3 separate regions of the Homo sapiens genome follow, and all the other regions are linked to region 1. A link is a contact called in ENCODE Hi-C or POLR2A ChIA-PET data. All regions are on one chromosome and are shown on one strand. Each heading gives the region's core, a stretch centred on a gene start or an enhancer-like site at or near the end of the contact. The rest is flanking DNA. Distances are from core to core; before and after follow the strand shown.

What was found. A loop is a pair of places that touch in the nucleus more often than their neighbours do. ChIA-PET counts read pairs that join two places held with the same protein, here RNA polymerase II (POLR2A). Pooled maps may share reads with other maps.
Region 2: a loop to region 1 is called in a map of OCI-LY7, with 4 times the contacts of the local background. The contact joins two enhancer-like sites. A Hi-C loop is called at or near these places in 4 of 168 maps with a recorded cell type or tissue (OCI-LY7, cardiac septum, heart left ventricle and 1 more) and 4 of 50 pooled maps. POLR2A ChIA-PET finds 5 or more read pairs at or near these places in 2 of 52 experiments (HEK293 and WTC11).
Region 3: a loop to region 1 is called in a map of PC-9, with 7 times the contacts of the local background. The contact joins the promoter of MAGI1-IT1 here to the enhancer-like site in region 1. A Hi-C loop is called at or near these places in 6 of 168 maps with a recorded cell type or tissue (Caco-2, Calu3, MCF 10A and 3 more) and 8 of 50 pooled maps. POLR2A ChIA-PET finds 5 or more read pairs at or near these places in 7 of 52 experiments (Caco-2, H1, HEK293 and 3 more).

The regions. Positions count from the first base shown.
Region 1 is chr3:65,994,626-65,999,075 of GRCh38, reverse strand. The region is part of intron 1 of MAGI1 (membrane associated guanylate kinase, WW and PDZ domain containing 1); the gene reads left to right. It overlaps LOC124900543 (a long non-coding RNA gene), which reads left to right. Exons shown (of 2, transcript XR_007095951.1): 1 at 1-4,450. Among named protein-coding and RNA genes, the nearest start is that of MAGI1, 42 kb to the left of the region's middle. Within about 2 kb of position 2,260, at least 12 of the 41 ENCODE cell types and tissues checked have a DNase peak (open chromatin) inside an H3K27ac peak, as active enhancers do; they include PC-9 and heart left ventricle, where a contact is called at or near this core.
Region 2 is chr3:65,935,737-65,940,186 of GRCh38, reverse strand. The region is part of intron 1 of MAGI1 (membrane associated guanylate kinase, WW and PDZ domain containing 1); the gene reads left to right. The region is part of intron 1 of MAGI1-IT1 (MAGI1 intronic transcript 1); the gene reads left to right. Among named protein-coding and RNA genes, the nearest start is that of MAGI1-IT1, 17 kb to the left of the region's middle. Within about 2 kb of position 2,671, at least 3 of the 41 ENCODE cell types and tissues checked have a DNase peak (open chromatin) inside an H3K27ac peak, as active enhancers do.
Region 3 is chr3:65,952,124-65,956,573 of GRCh38, reverse strand. It overlaps MAGI1-IT1 (MAGI1 intronic transcript 1), which reads left to right and starts at 2,016. Exons shown (of 3, transcript NR_145422.1): 1 at 2,016-2,134. All of the region lies in intron 1 of MAGI1 (membrane associated guanylate kinase, WW and PDZ domain containing 1), which reads left to right.

The DNA.
Region 1 (4,450 bases), core at 1,011-3,510:
TTTTTTTTTTAAAAAAGGGATTCTTTTATAGCCCTTACCTTGAGTGATAAAGGGTCAGAATGAAAAGGTACTTCTAGAATGTAATGCGATTTTATCCCCATTTAGATGTGATTCTATTCTCTGTTAAGAAATGAAATAACTGTAAACACAATATGTAAGTGAACTGTTAAACTACTTCCATTAAATGTTTCAAGTAATGGAAATACATCAACACTAACCCTACAAGCTATGTGCCTTAAAAGTTCATAGCCTCATTTTTATGAGCTTCAAGGCTTTTTGCATTAGATGAAAGGAATAGTACCCTGTAAAAATTGGTATCTTATGGGCTTGAAGCTTTCACCAGCATTTTAGGAAAGGAAAGGGTAAAAAAAAAGAAAAACCCCCCAAAAAAACCATCAAATGGTTTCAGAGTATAATCTACAAATGGGATAAGTGATCATTATCTTTTGGCTCTAGTCAAATAAGGAAGGCCTAACAGATTAGTCTTGGTCTCTTAAATCTTAACCTCTAAATATGTAATTTTTATTAAAGGAGTATATTCTAGAGTAAAAACTAGGCTTAATACTTGATTTGTTGCAGAATTGTCACAATTAATGGGTTTTTGCAAGTGCTAACAAGTTGAGTCTTTTCATTTGTTACTTCAGCAAATGTTTATTGAGAGCTTGCTGTATCACTCATTTCTTGGCACGAAAAAGCTATGTAACAAACTACCCTAAACTGTGTGGCATTCAGCATGAAGTATTCTCACACTCAGGGGTCTGCAAGTTGACTGGGAAACTGTGCTGTATGTGTCTCATTCTGCAGCCTGGTCCTGGGACTGACATGACACACTGTCATTTCAGCACATACCCAGAGCAAGTCAGGGAAGTATAGTCTTCCCATGAAGGCTGGGGGAGGAGGAGGGAGAGAATATTTGCCAAAAAAAATAACGGAATCCACCACAACTACTGTTTGTTTTTTTTTTTTTTTTCCCGAGACAGAGTCTAGCTCTGTCGCCCAGGCTGGAGTGCAATGGCGCAATCTTGGCTCACTGCAACCTCTGCCTCCCGGGTTCAAGCGTTTCTCCAGCCTCATCCTCCTGAGTAGCTGGGGTTTCCCCCTGTTGGTCAGGCTGGTCTTGAACTCCTGACCTCAAGTGATACACCCACCTTGGCCTCTCAAACTGCTGGGATTACAGGCAGGAGCCACCACACCCAGCCAACAACTACTATTTTGCCTTGTCTTGTGAGACTAGAGTTGGCGAACAGTCCTTGCTCTCATGGGTCTTAGGTTCCTGGTGTCGAGGGGGAGAGGGTGTGTGTGGAGAGGGAAAAGAGGAAACACAAAAGCAATAGTTGAACAAGAGAATTTTAGATGGTGGGTAGGTTGACTTGGTACAGAACTCCATGAAATTTCATCATGGATATGATATTTTCTTTTTGAGACGGAGTCTTGCTCTGTCGCCCAGGCTGGAGTGCAGTGGCGCGATCTCGGCTCACTGCAACCTCCGCCTCCCAGGTTCATGCCATTCTCCTGCCTCAGCCTCCCGAGTAGCTGGGACTACAGGCACCCGCTACCACGCCTGGCTAATTTTTTGTATATTTAGTAGAGATGGGGTTTCACCATGTTGGCCAGGAAGGTCTTGATCTCTTGACCTCGTGATCCACCTGCCTCAGCCTCCCAAAGTGCTGGGATTACAGGCGTGAGCCACCGCGCCTGGCTGATATTATTTTTACTGAGTTCTGTGAGGCCGATATTCTTTTCTTTGTAGCATGACATTGCAATCATTTTATAAATCTTGGCAAATCTGAATTTTGGTCTGTGGATAAGTTGGTGGAGGTTTTAGTGGTTTGGATCTTGTATAAGGTCTTGCACAGTGCTGCTGGTGGTCAGGGTATGTGAGGAGGTGCTGCCAGACCACTTCCACTGAGGTAGGGTGGGTACATAGATGCATTTTTAAGTACTCCCTACAACAAAAACCATTCCCTGGGGAATGTAAAGTGCTGGAGGCAAAATAATCTGCAGAAGAAAATCTAAAGAACCATATATATCCCAATTAAATTTCTGCCTCTGCTAAGCAAATTGAGAAAATCAGCAGTCTGGTTCCTTTTCAGCTGTGAGAAAATTGGGAATAGAATACCTGACAAGGTGTGTGTTGGAGATGACGTCATTCGTGTATGACAACCACAAGAGTTGCTTGTTAAGAAGCAAGTATGCTAGTCATTTGATGACTTAATCTTTTATCTTGGCCGCCCGGGGCCTTCAGTTCAGGGTGTTGATTTCATCAGAACTAACCTAGAAAGAATGATATGAAACTTCGTGAGTGCCCGGCCCTCCGATGGTCCCAGCTGTCCCAGCACAAGCTGGAGTGTCTATTGCTTTACCTGGCAGAGAGCTCCGGGCTCAGAACAGGAAATGTGGGAGTTCTCCACCCAACTTTGACAGACGGGAGTGGAAAGGAGTGAAGCGAGCGGAAGTCTGACTTCATTTTTGGTTTTCAGACTGTCAGACTGGAAGGGTAACTTTAAGTGGGGGCTCGCTTCCCCCCCCCCCCCCTTAGTTTTTCATTTATAGTTATCACTAAATATATTCCAATGATGGAAAATTACGGCTTTTTACTTGCCATTTGGCAGCTGTGCCTGTATCTCTTTTTTAGTTTTTGGTGTGTATTTTAAATTTAGTTAGGATTGAATGGGGTGGAATTATGAGATTTAAAAAAAAATGAAGTGTTGCACTGTTAATTTAGGGTTAGGTGCAGTATAAAAAGACAAGTTATAATAGTAGCTGGCAATTATTGAGAGCTTATTGTGTTCTGTGTTGCAGGTGAAGACCTTGAAATACATGGTATCATTTTTTTTATCCTCCTTAACATTCTAGGAGGTAGGTGCTGTAATTATTTTCATATTCTAGATGAGGAAACTGAGGCTCAGAGAAGTTCAATAGTTGCCCAGTTGCGAAGTTCAGTAGTGTTACCTAACTAATGAATGGTGGGTCGTAGATTCCAATTTAATTTGTAGGTTCTGGGACCCAAATTCTTAGAACTCTGGTTATTTTTTAGAAAGCTGAAAAAGATCCCGTTTTTGTTTTGTTTTGTTTTTTGAGAAAGGGTCTTTCTCTGTCACCCAGCCTAGAGTACAGTGGCACGATCATAGCTCCCTACAACCTCAAACTCCTGGGCTCAAGAGATCCTCCTGCCTCAGCCTCCTGAATAGCTAGGACTACAGGTGCATGCTACCACACGCAGCTAGCTTTTTAATTGCCGCACAATTTTTTGTCTGAAAATATTCACAGGATTCCCAGAGAACAGACTTAGATAGCTGTTGAGGAGGATAGAAATGAATGCACTGAATAATTACAAATGGGAATAGAAGGGCCCGGTGGAGCAGCGCATGCTCAGCTGGAAGAGATTATGGGAGGTTGTTAAATTTGCTGCTTCAGGAATGTGCTTGCTGGTCTGTCATTTTCTCTCCTTCCCTGACAATAGTTTGAATAGGATTTGAATTTACCATTTGGGGCCTCGTGATACATTTAGGATCTGATCTCTTTCTCAAAAAAAAAACCCTTTAAGGGAGCCGTATATCCTTATGGGGAAATGGATGAAAAGGATGTGTCCTCTTGTCTGTATCACCTCTACTCTTTGAAAAATATTTAAATTTCTTATTAACTTGAGCTTTCAGTGGGATTGAATTGACCTGTCTTATTATTTCTTGGCTCTCCTGCATTGGGACGGTGTGAGCCACTCACCTACTAATGACTCATTGTAATTATTGGCTATTGCTGAACTCCTCTGGACAGCACCATTGTGTAACAAGTCCATCTCTAGACCATATTGCATTTGTTATTTATGTTTTTGCTTATCTCAGCACCTTTATGGAAATGTGTTTCTTGTTGTCTGTCTTCACCAGGGAGAAGCCAAGGCTGAGTGACTCATCAGAGGATCACGGTTCCTTCCGAGTTTTCTAGAGCCTGCAGTATGGGCAAGAGTTGAGGGTCAGTGGGGAACAGACAATGTTTTTGTCCCCGAGAAACTTATATGTGGATGGAGGAGCTTTCTGTCTAAGAACTCCATGCCCCTCAGGTTTAGCACCTGACCACTTAACCCTTTGTTTCTTTCCCATGGTTAAGGGAAACAATGAGTTAATTTCCTCTCTGCAAATGACTGGTCTTTGTGGAGGACAGAGGAAAGAGGAATGGAGCCAGTGATTGAAGTTTGTTCATTCATTGATGTGTGTAAGTTACAGTCAGCTGTTGGCTAGATAGCCTCAGTGAAACCCACTTCATGTGCCTAGAGAGTCCCCTCCTGTTGAAGGTACACAGGGCTTGTGCACCACTTTAAGAGTGTGGTAGAAGTGATGATACTGTGATTCCAGCTAAGCAATTTGAGCCAGCACCCAGCTGTCTGAGCCATTCTAGCTGGGACCCCAGATGGTTCACCCCAACAGATAGCTCAGGGAGCTGAGACAGAAGATAC
Region 2 (4,450 bases), core at 1,422-3,921, 59 kb after region 1:
CTTGGAATAAGAGGTAGGAGGGTTTGGAGAACACTCCCCTGGGTGTTATTCTAGTGCTTCACTGCTTTCCCTCTTAAAGGGCGGCCTAGCCTAGCTCCTGGCACATGTTTGCCAGTGATGTAGAAATTCTGTTTCTAAGGATTAAAGAGGTAGGGATGAAAATAATTAGGCAACTTGCAGCCTCTGCCACACTCATATTTCAAGATTCTTCTTTGATTTTTTTCATTTTAGTCACTTAATGATTCTTCCTTCTTGTTTTATTCTTCCTTGATCTCCAGGGACTGTAAAACAATCCAGAAACTTAGTAATATTATGAACAAGCATTTATCAGCTGGCCACAATGTGCTTATTAATGTTCAAATACTATGAGGAATGTCAGCTTTGCTCCCCAAACCTTGTTAGACTCAAACCCTCATGAGACTTGATACCATGACTACTAATGTCCTTTTATTCCCCAAATCGATTTCCCTTTCCTTTCTTACTGGGTTTTAGATGCAGATGACACAGTCCAGGGAAGATCGGAGGGCCTGTCTGAGTATGGAGAAGTACGAGCTGGTATTTTATATAGCCTATGACACTCCTACTTAATGACTTAGATGGGCTCATAATTTCACATTCACCATTGAAATATTTTTTCTGAAGTTAGAAAATGAACCATCGTTAGGGCTATTTGACAATATTTCTTTGGGATACTTTTCCTCATTCAGTTTGTTTATGAGTAATTTAAGATCCACTGTCATCATCTACATTTAGCTGTTGGTAATTTGTGCGGAGTTCACATTGAGTTATTGATTTTACCCCCTACAGTGTAAACATGAAAGACTATGAAATAATGATCTTGCTGGTGAAATGTTTGTATATTTTTTAATAATGAGGACTAAACATTTGGCTGTATGAGTCTTCCTGCCCATAGGAATAGAAATGTGGAAACCTGCAGGAGATACAAAAGGCATTTTTTTTAAAAAAGGGAAATAGAAAGACTCTTCATGTACAACTGTAGGGCCACAATAACTTCAAAAGAATTTATTTCATTGATGACTTAGTAGCCCATTTAATGCATAATCCATGTTAGTTCAAAGTAAACTAGTTTATGTGTTTTTCTTTTTCTTTAGCAATATAATTTTAATAAATTGATTTTGGGATGGGGGCGCAAACGAATTACTAGTGCTAGTGTTTTACTCTAGTGGCTGAGGTCTCCTAAATTAATGAGTTAAACAGGACAGGATATAGCATCAGAAGAGAGTTCCTGCTGTTTACCTACAATGGTTGCATCCTCACTAAAAAAATATGCACTGCCCTCTGCTACAAAGACACCCACCAGTTCTTTTGTCTTTGAGGACTGTTTCCCCTTGTGCTCTGCCAGTCTATCACAATAAAATGATTTCAGTGATGTGGTCTCATTGCAGGAAATGTTTAATGAGTCTCAGGAAAACTATAAATAAATCTTAGGTCATTGTTACACCGAAGAACATCTTCAGGCCTTAGATAATTAGGATGTCCCGCCTAGGTTTATTACGAGAAATCTTCATTCAAAGAGGTGCATGCTTGATACTTTATTTTAATTTATTTTATTCTGGGCTTTAAATTGTCCTGTCTCAGTGCGGAAAAGGAAGAAGTGTCAAGTCTCTTGGCGAGTAGGGAGGTTGTCATTTTTAACAATGTCCTTATAAGATGGAGGGGACATTCAGAGGTTGGTCATCTTGTCCATCTCCAGCCTGCAAATATTAATAGTACTCGAATCACCTTGAACAGATAAGTGAGAACAGAGCTTGTTGTTAAAGGTCCTTAAAGACCTTTATTTATATTAAGTTAATATATTTAATATAATATTTATATTAGTTCATTTAATATATTTATATTAATTTATTTAGTATAATTATGTTAATATATTATAATATTCATATTAATTTAATATAACATTTACATTAAAGCACATTTCAAAATTGTTTCCCCAAGTAACATTTTAGTTAACTTAAATGGAAAGAAACTGTTCCTATCCACTGACCTAATTCTTTATTTCTCATGGAAGCTCTATTTTTATTTGTAGCTTAGGTAATTGAAGAATGTTCTTGGTAGCTTGAAGTCTGTCTTCCTTGTATGCACTTGGATTTGATAGGAAGAGTGATCATATTGACCCATAATATGGAATATACTTTTTAAGGTCAAGTTATCTGGTCAGCCATTTATTTCCTAATAGAGTATTGCTTGATCCGTATTCTCTTGATTCTGATAATGTCTCTTTTTCTTTTTTTATAAAAGTACATTAAAAAAATAAATGCCATATTTTATTTTCCAACAAACGGAATGATAGCCTGATTAATTCTTATTTGGGCTGGAGTAATCATCTAACAGAACAATGTCCCTTAGGCAAAATCTTACTTAATTTTGGTGTAGTTTCATTACTTATCTCTTTCCCTTTTTTTGGTGTCAAACCTTACTGTCTGCAGTGGCTCTTCTGCTTGTCAGAAGTTAATTAAGTTGTAACTAAAAAAACCCCAAAAAACCCACAAAATAAAAGAAGTGGCTTAAAAATTCTATTTAGCAGGTTAGGCATAGCCAGTTGTGCTTGTGCTTATCCAAAGCAAGCCACCTAGCAAACACACATGCACCCTGATGGCTTCACACCGCAGAGGCTGCCGGTGCCTGTGGTCAGACCATCATCCACAAATTGCTTCACCAGGGGAGTGCTCTCAGCCCCTGACACAACCTCTCTCTTTCTCTGTGGGCCTGTGGGCCACCTCCAGGAAAAACCTGACTTCTAAACAATTTCCTGGTGAGCCAGCTGGGGAAGGAGAGGATTTCCGTAGCTGAACACTGAGCACGGCCATTCAAAACAGACAAAGCTAGCAAGCGTTGGAAATCTGAGGCAAAAGGGCAAGGGAGAAGTGTCAGGGTGGGGCTGGCTGAGGTCTGCAAATAGGCTGCAAGAGTTTTCAAGGTGTTTGTCAGGCTGCCATTCTTTTGACAGCTCTTCAAAATCTCAAACAGTAATAACTTGCTATTGGAATTCAGATTTCAGAACATAGGCCTCCTTGTCTATTGCTAGTTTATTTCCCTGATGAGATTCTCTTCCTGGGACAGTGGGTGTGGTGTAGGGTTTGCTCTTGGTAAGCTATACAAAATTGTTAATCATCAGGAGGAGATACTGTCTGTGGAGAAAATTAGGTAGAGATTAAAACAACCACCACCACCACCATCACCACCACCACCACCATCACCACCACCACCACCATCACCATCACCACCACCATCACCACCACCACCACCAACAACAACAACAACAACTTTGAACCTGAGCTCAGTGGCGCACACCTGTAGCCCCAGCTACTCAGGAGGCTGAGGTGGGAGGATTGCTTGAGTCCAGGAGTTTGAAATTGCAGTGAGCTGTGATTGTGCTACTGTACTCCAGCCTCGATGGCAGAGTGAGACCCTGTCTACACACACACCACACAGATACACACACACCCCGCACGAGACTTTGAAGGTGTAAGGTACTTTGGAGATTGCCCTCTTCTATAACTAACATATTAAAATGTACCCACCTTCCTGATGAAATATAATATATATATATCTACATAAGATTTTTTTTTTTTTTTGAGAGGGAGTCTCTGTCACCCAGGCTGGAGTGCAGTGGTGTGATCTTGGCCCACTGCCTGAGTAGCTGGGATTACAGGCGTGTACCAGCCACACCCAGCTAATTTTTGTATTTTTAGTAGAGACGGGGTTTCGCCATGTTGGCCAGGCTGGTCTCGAACTCCTGCCCTCAGGTGATCGGTATGCCTCAGCCTCCCAAAGTGCTGGGATTATAGACGTGAGCCACTACACCTGGTCACTACCTAGGAATTTTTGATTTGCAGTTGACTTGCTGTGGGTTACGCTTAGGAATTTTGATTCTGCTGTTTCTCTTTGTATTTTGCAGTCAGTTCCCTTCCTCCCACCATATTCCTGTTATTTCTAGGGCCTTGGGAGGTTTGTTGGCATAGGTACTGTGTCTGTGGTACTAATGGATTATGTCAGTCTGTTCTTAAAACCCTTCCATGGCTTTCCATTGATTTTAGGATGAAGGTCAGTTGAAGTCCTTAACCTGGTCCTGTGTGTTGTGGCTTTTTTCTGTCTGCTGCCTAACAAAGCCCCCAGGCTTAGTAGCTTTAAAGAAAACCAATGATTTGTTATTGCTCATCATTTTGTGAGTTGGCCAGATAGTTCTTAGGCTGGTTTCACCTGGGCTTACTCATCTGCCGAGTTCACCTGGGTGGTGGTTGAGCTGGAAGTTCTGATGTGACTTCCTTCACATGTCTCTGGCCTTGGTACTGGCTGTCCTCTGAGGCACCTTGGTGTCTTTTCCACAATGGTTTATTTTCCTCCAGTAGGCTAGACTGGCTTCCTTATTTGGCAGTTTCAGGGCAGCATTTCAAAAGCAGGAAGGTGGAAGTGGCAAGGCCCCTTGAGG
Region 3 (4,450 bases), core at 767-3,266, 42 kb after region 1:
TTTGAATTTTTTAAATTTCTGTGTTTCACTGTAAAGAAATGAGAGTGAGGTTTAGAGCCAGAAACTCTGAATGAGTTTAGCTTTAACCCTGGTTGAAGGGCTACTAGGTGATCATTTGAATCCTTAACTGAAGGTGGGGCCATTTTGTTAGACTTCACCCTACAGAATCTCACACACCAAGGTCCAAATGCCGGTGGCAGGCTATGTAAACCTACATAGTTATTTACCTCTTTGAGACTCAGTCTCCTTATCTGCAAAGGGATGTCATTTTAAATTCCTCACCGAGTTGGTATGAAGAGCATCAGTCATTCCACCAAAAAGCACTTAGTTCCTGGCCCATAGTTATTATCAAACAGTGAGTCACAGGAAGATGCGGCTAGCTACATTGCTGTAGAATACTCTTATATTTATTTTAGTTTATCTATTTTTAGGGGAAACAAAGTTATTTCACCCAGAGCATTAGACGTCAAAAGTCGATATATCCTTTCTGGAACTGCCTTGTTTGTTTGATGTCCTGGTGTTTTGAAGGCTGGCATGTTTATGGCCGGGCAGAACCATAAACACTCCTTCGGCCCAGGGCTGCCCTGGATTTGTGTATATTTCATACATGGGCAGTGGAGAAGGAAATCATCTTCAGCTTGTGTTTTGACACAGAGAAGTTTTGCTTTTCGTTTATCTACTCTCTGCATCCTCCACCGAAAACAAACAGAACACTCTGGCATGGGTAAATATTGTGACTGGCGGCCTCAGTGGTGTTGTTTTTCCCTTTGCTACAATTGCTGAGAGACTGATGGTGGCATTGTAGAAGATCCATGGTTGTCATTCTGATACTTCAGCCAGAACCATAGCAGTTCTGGAAATGAAAAAGTGAAGTAAAGAAAAATAAGAATTACAAGACAATTTTTTTTTTCCAAGGGAAATTGTAAGGCATTTCAAGGATGGAAAGGCAAAAATGTTATATGGTTTTGCATTTCTTCTCCTAGCAGCGATATTCATCATGCCACCACTCCTGAGCCTTAGAATAGATAGACTCTTCAAAGACAGCTGAGCTTCATTTCAGGTGGGTTCCCTCCGAGCCTTCTCCTGCTTCATTTGCCCTGCTTAGTGAAACTCAGCTAGAATCAAGGTGCAACTGGTCTAGGAGGCTAGGAGAGGTGTAACCACTTACTATGTAGCCACTGAGAGTTTGGCCTGGTGGAATTTCATTTGCAATTAATTACGTTTATTTATTTATTTAGTTTTAAGAGGCAGTGTTGTCCAGGCTGGCCCTGAACTGCTGGGCTCAAGTGATCCTCCTGCTTTGGCCTCCCAAAGTTTTGGGATTACAGGCGTCAGCCACCACACCTGGCCAAGGTTATTTTTTATTAGCTTAAAAAGTTATTTACCTCTAACGTGTTTTCTTCGCTTCCCCCCTCCTCCCTGTCTCTGTGTTTCTCCCCATCTCTCATTCTCTCTTTCTGTCTCTGTCTCTCTCTTTCGGGAAGTTAAGTAAGGGAAGAAAGACCAGATGAGAGAGGTTAAAACTGCTGGGCTCTGATTTCACAAACAGGTAGTCTTTTGCTAACTGCATGATTTTGAGCAAATTCCTTCATTTTTCTAAGTCTCAATTCTTTCATCTCTCAGTGGAGGTAACAGTTGTACCTCTTTTGTTATGAGGGTTATGTTCAGAATGACAAATGTCAGAATTTGCACAAATAGCAACAGCTGCCCTTACCTGGCACTTCCTCAGTGCCAGGCACTGTTCTGAGTACCTGCTTGGTATATATCCCAGCAGCCCTGGGGGTTGGGGCCTGTGGTTTATAGGTGAAGAAACTGAGGCAGAGAGTGTTTAAGAAACTTGACTTAAGATTCCTCCAGCAACAAGTGGCAGAACTGAGATTGGAGTGCGAGGCTGTGTAGTCCAGAGTCGAGGTCCTCTGTCGCAGCACTGCCATTTCCCCGCCGTGCCGCCTGACAACACACCCCGCCCCTCCTCCTTCTCTCTGTAGATAACTATTTCAGTTTGGCATAACTTCCTTTGTAATTTGTAGCAACAAACCTGGGGTCAGACACTCCACTGCCTGTGCATCTTGCCTGTTTCCGGATCCGCCGTGTCACAGACATTTTCTATGTCAGTGCCTATGGCTCTACCCAGGTAAAAAATTAACCACCTTGGCAAGCGCTGCCCATGTCGCTCCTGCTTGCCGGGGCTGGCTTTCTTTCAGAGCAACCCCGTTCTAGCTGGCCTGCTGCCTAGGCCCTGGCTTTCTTTCCCACAAAATAGCTTCTGAAAAAAACTGTGGGAAACAAATGGCTTCAGAGGTTTTTAGAAACAGAAGTGCAAACTCTAACAAATTTCATCTGGCCCAAAAATGTTATTACCCAAAATCTTGAAAATATTTTCTTATAGGATTATTCCCCCAAGGTTGTTAATCTGAGAACGATCCAGGCCTAATAGGCCTGACTTTTTGCCCCCTGATGTTGGAGTCTTGAGTAGTTGAGTGCCGGAGTATGGGGGGTTGGGGTAAAAATATTCCTCTGGAGGAAATGAAGTCATTTTATTTAACATTATAGCTACCACTGGGACTCTATCATTTTAGAAAGGGAATGCCAGTTCACACAGCCAAATGAAGCTTTTAAATTAGTCCAAGAAACCTTTTAAAAGGTAGCACTAGGTTTTCAGTTCCACAAACATTTATTGAGTCTATCTGTCCTAAAGATTTTTGCCATAGTTAAATTTTACCTAACGAACATTGCCTTTCTAGATAAATGTTATTGTAACATTATCTGCTTCTCTCTTTCAGTGGTTGGCATTTTACTTTCGGTGCTACAGAGTGGCAGCAAGCTACACTGTTTCTGTGCTGAGGTTGTTGTCTGAGAGAGATTTATCTGGCCCTGTGAGCCCCGCACAGCAGGGAGACAAACCTTGATTTGTTCAGTGGAGGAAAGAATGTGGCCTTGTACACCTGCCTCCCTGGATACACCTGTAGGGCTGGTTTCCCTGCTGAAACCTCCCTGTGGAGCTCTTGACACTGGTGCAATTGGCTCAGCCCTGGCAACAGTGTCAACAGAAACTGGGCTCGGAGGGACCCAGGTTTCCGTGTCCTTCTCTTGCTGGTTAAATCCCAAGTATGTGTGTAATCGCTCTCAGGCTGGGGAGGTGAAGTTGAAACCTGGCTTATCACTGGGCCTAGATTCTCCTGTAGCATATTTTAGATAAGAGTGGAAAAAATGCCAGGCCCAGCATTAGCTGCCCTGAGACTGAGGAGCTTTGTTTTTCCTCATGAAGGCCTTTGGTTTCGTCTGGAAATCTGCCTGTGAATAGGCCAGAAGGTATAAAGGCAGCTGTCCTTACTTATCTAGTTTTAATTTTTCAGCAAGTGATTTGGAAGCAAGAATGAAGATTTGATCAGAACCTTTGCTCACTTGCAATGAGTAGAGTCTTGTTGCTTGTTTTCGTTTGGCATTGCCCTCCCTTTGAGAACACCATAGGCAGCTGCTCTCTGTTGGAATTCCAATTCTGTGACCTTGGGCAAATTACTTAACCTTTCCCTGAGCCTCAGTTGTCTCATCTGTAAAAGGGGGATAATAATAGTACTTGACTCATAGGTTGTATTAGGGATTGCAGAGTTAGTATTTGTAGTCCTTAGAACAGTATCTGCACATGGTAAGTGTTATGAAAGTGTTTGTCAAGACAAACAACAGGAAATACTTTGTACAGTTAATTATATGAAGTGCCAGTGATATTTATGTGGCTTTTTGTTGTTGTTTGTTTGTTTTTGAGATGAAGTCTCGCTCTGTCGCCGAGGCTGGAGTGCAGTGGCATGATCTTGGCTCACTGCAAGCTCCACCTCCTGGGTTCACGCCATTCTCCTGCCTCAGCCTCCCGAGTAGCTGGGACTACAGGCGCCCGCCACCACGCTTGGCTAATTTTTTGTATCTTTAGTAGAGATGGGGTTTTACTGTTTTAGCCAGGATGATCTTGATCTCCTGATCTCGTGATCCACCCGCCTCGGCCTCCCAAAGTGTTGGGATTACAGGCGCGAGCCACCGTGCCCGGCCTTATGTGGTCTTTCTGGTTGGTAAATATTCTAACACACACAAATTAATCATTAGATCAAAAGAATTGTGTTTTGGTACGTAGTTAAGGTGCTCTTTTCTTTTAAATATACACTCCTTGCTGTTCTTCCTGTTCCCTTTGCAGAGCAAAAGTATCGGAAAAAAACAAGTGCAAGCACTTCCTTCTAATATTGGTTTAGTTGTGGTCAAAAACAGGAATTATGAGTCATGAACACCAAATTGACAGGAATGAGCCAAGGCAAAATTACATCCTAAGGATGGGGGTCATCTTTGACAAACAGACACACAGATTCATCAGGCATTAAAACAGCATTCTTAACCTTGGAATCCACGGGTCCCCAAAAAGTCTGTCAGAGAAATAGGGGATCTGCAAATTTGGGTGGGCTAAGAG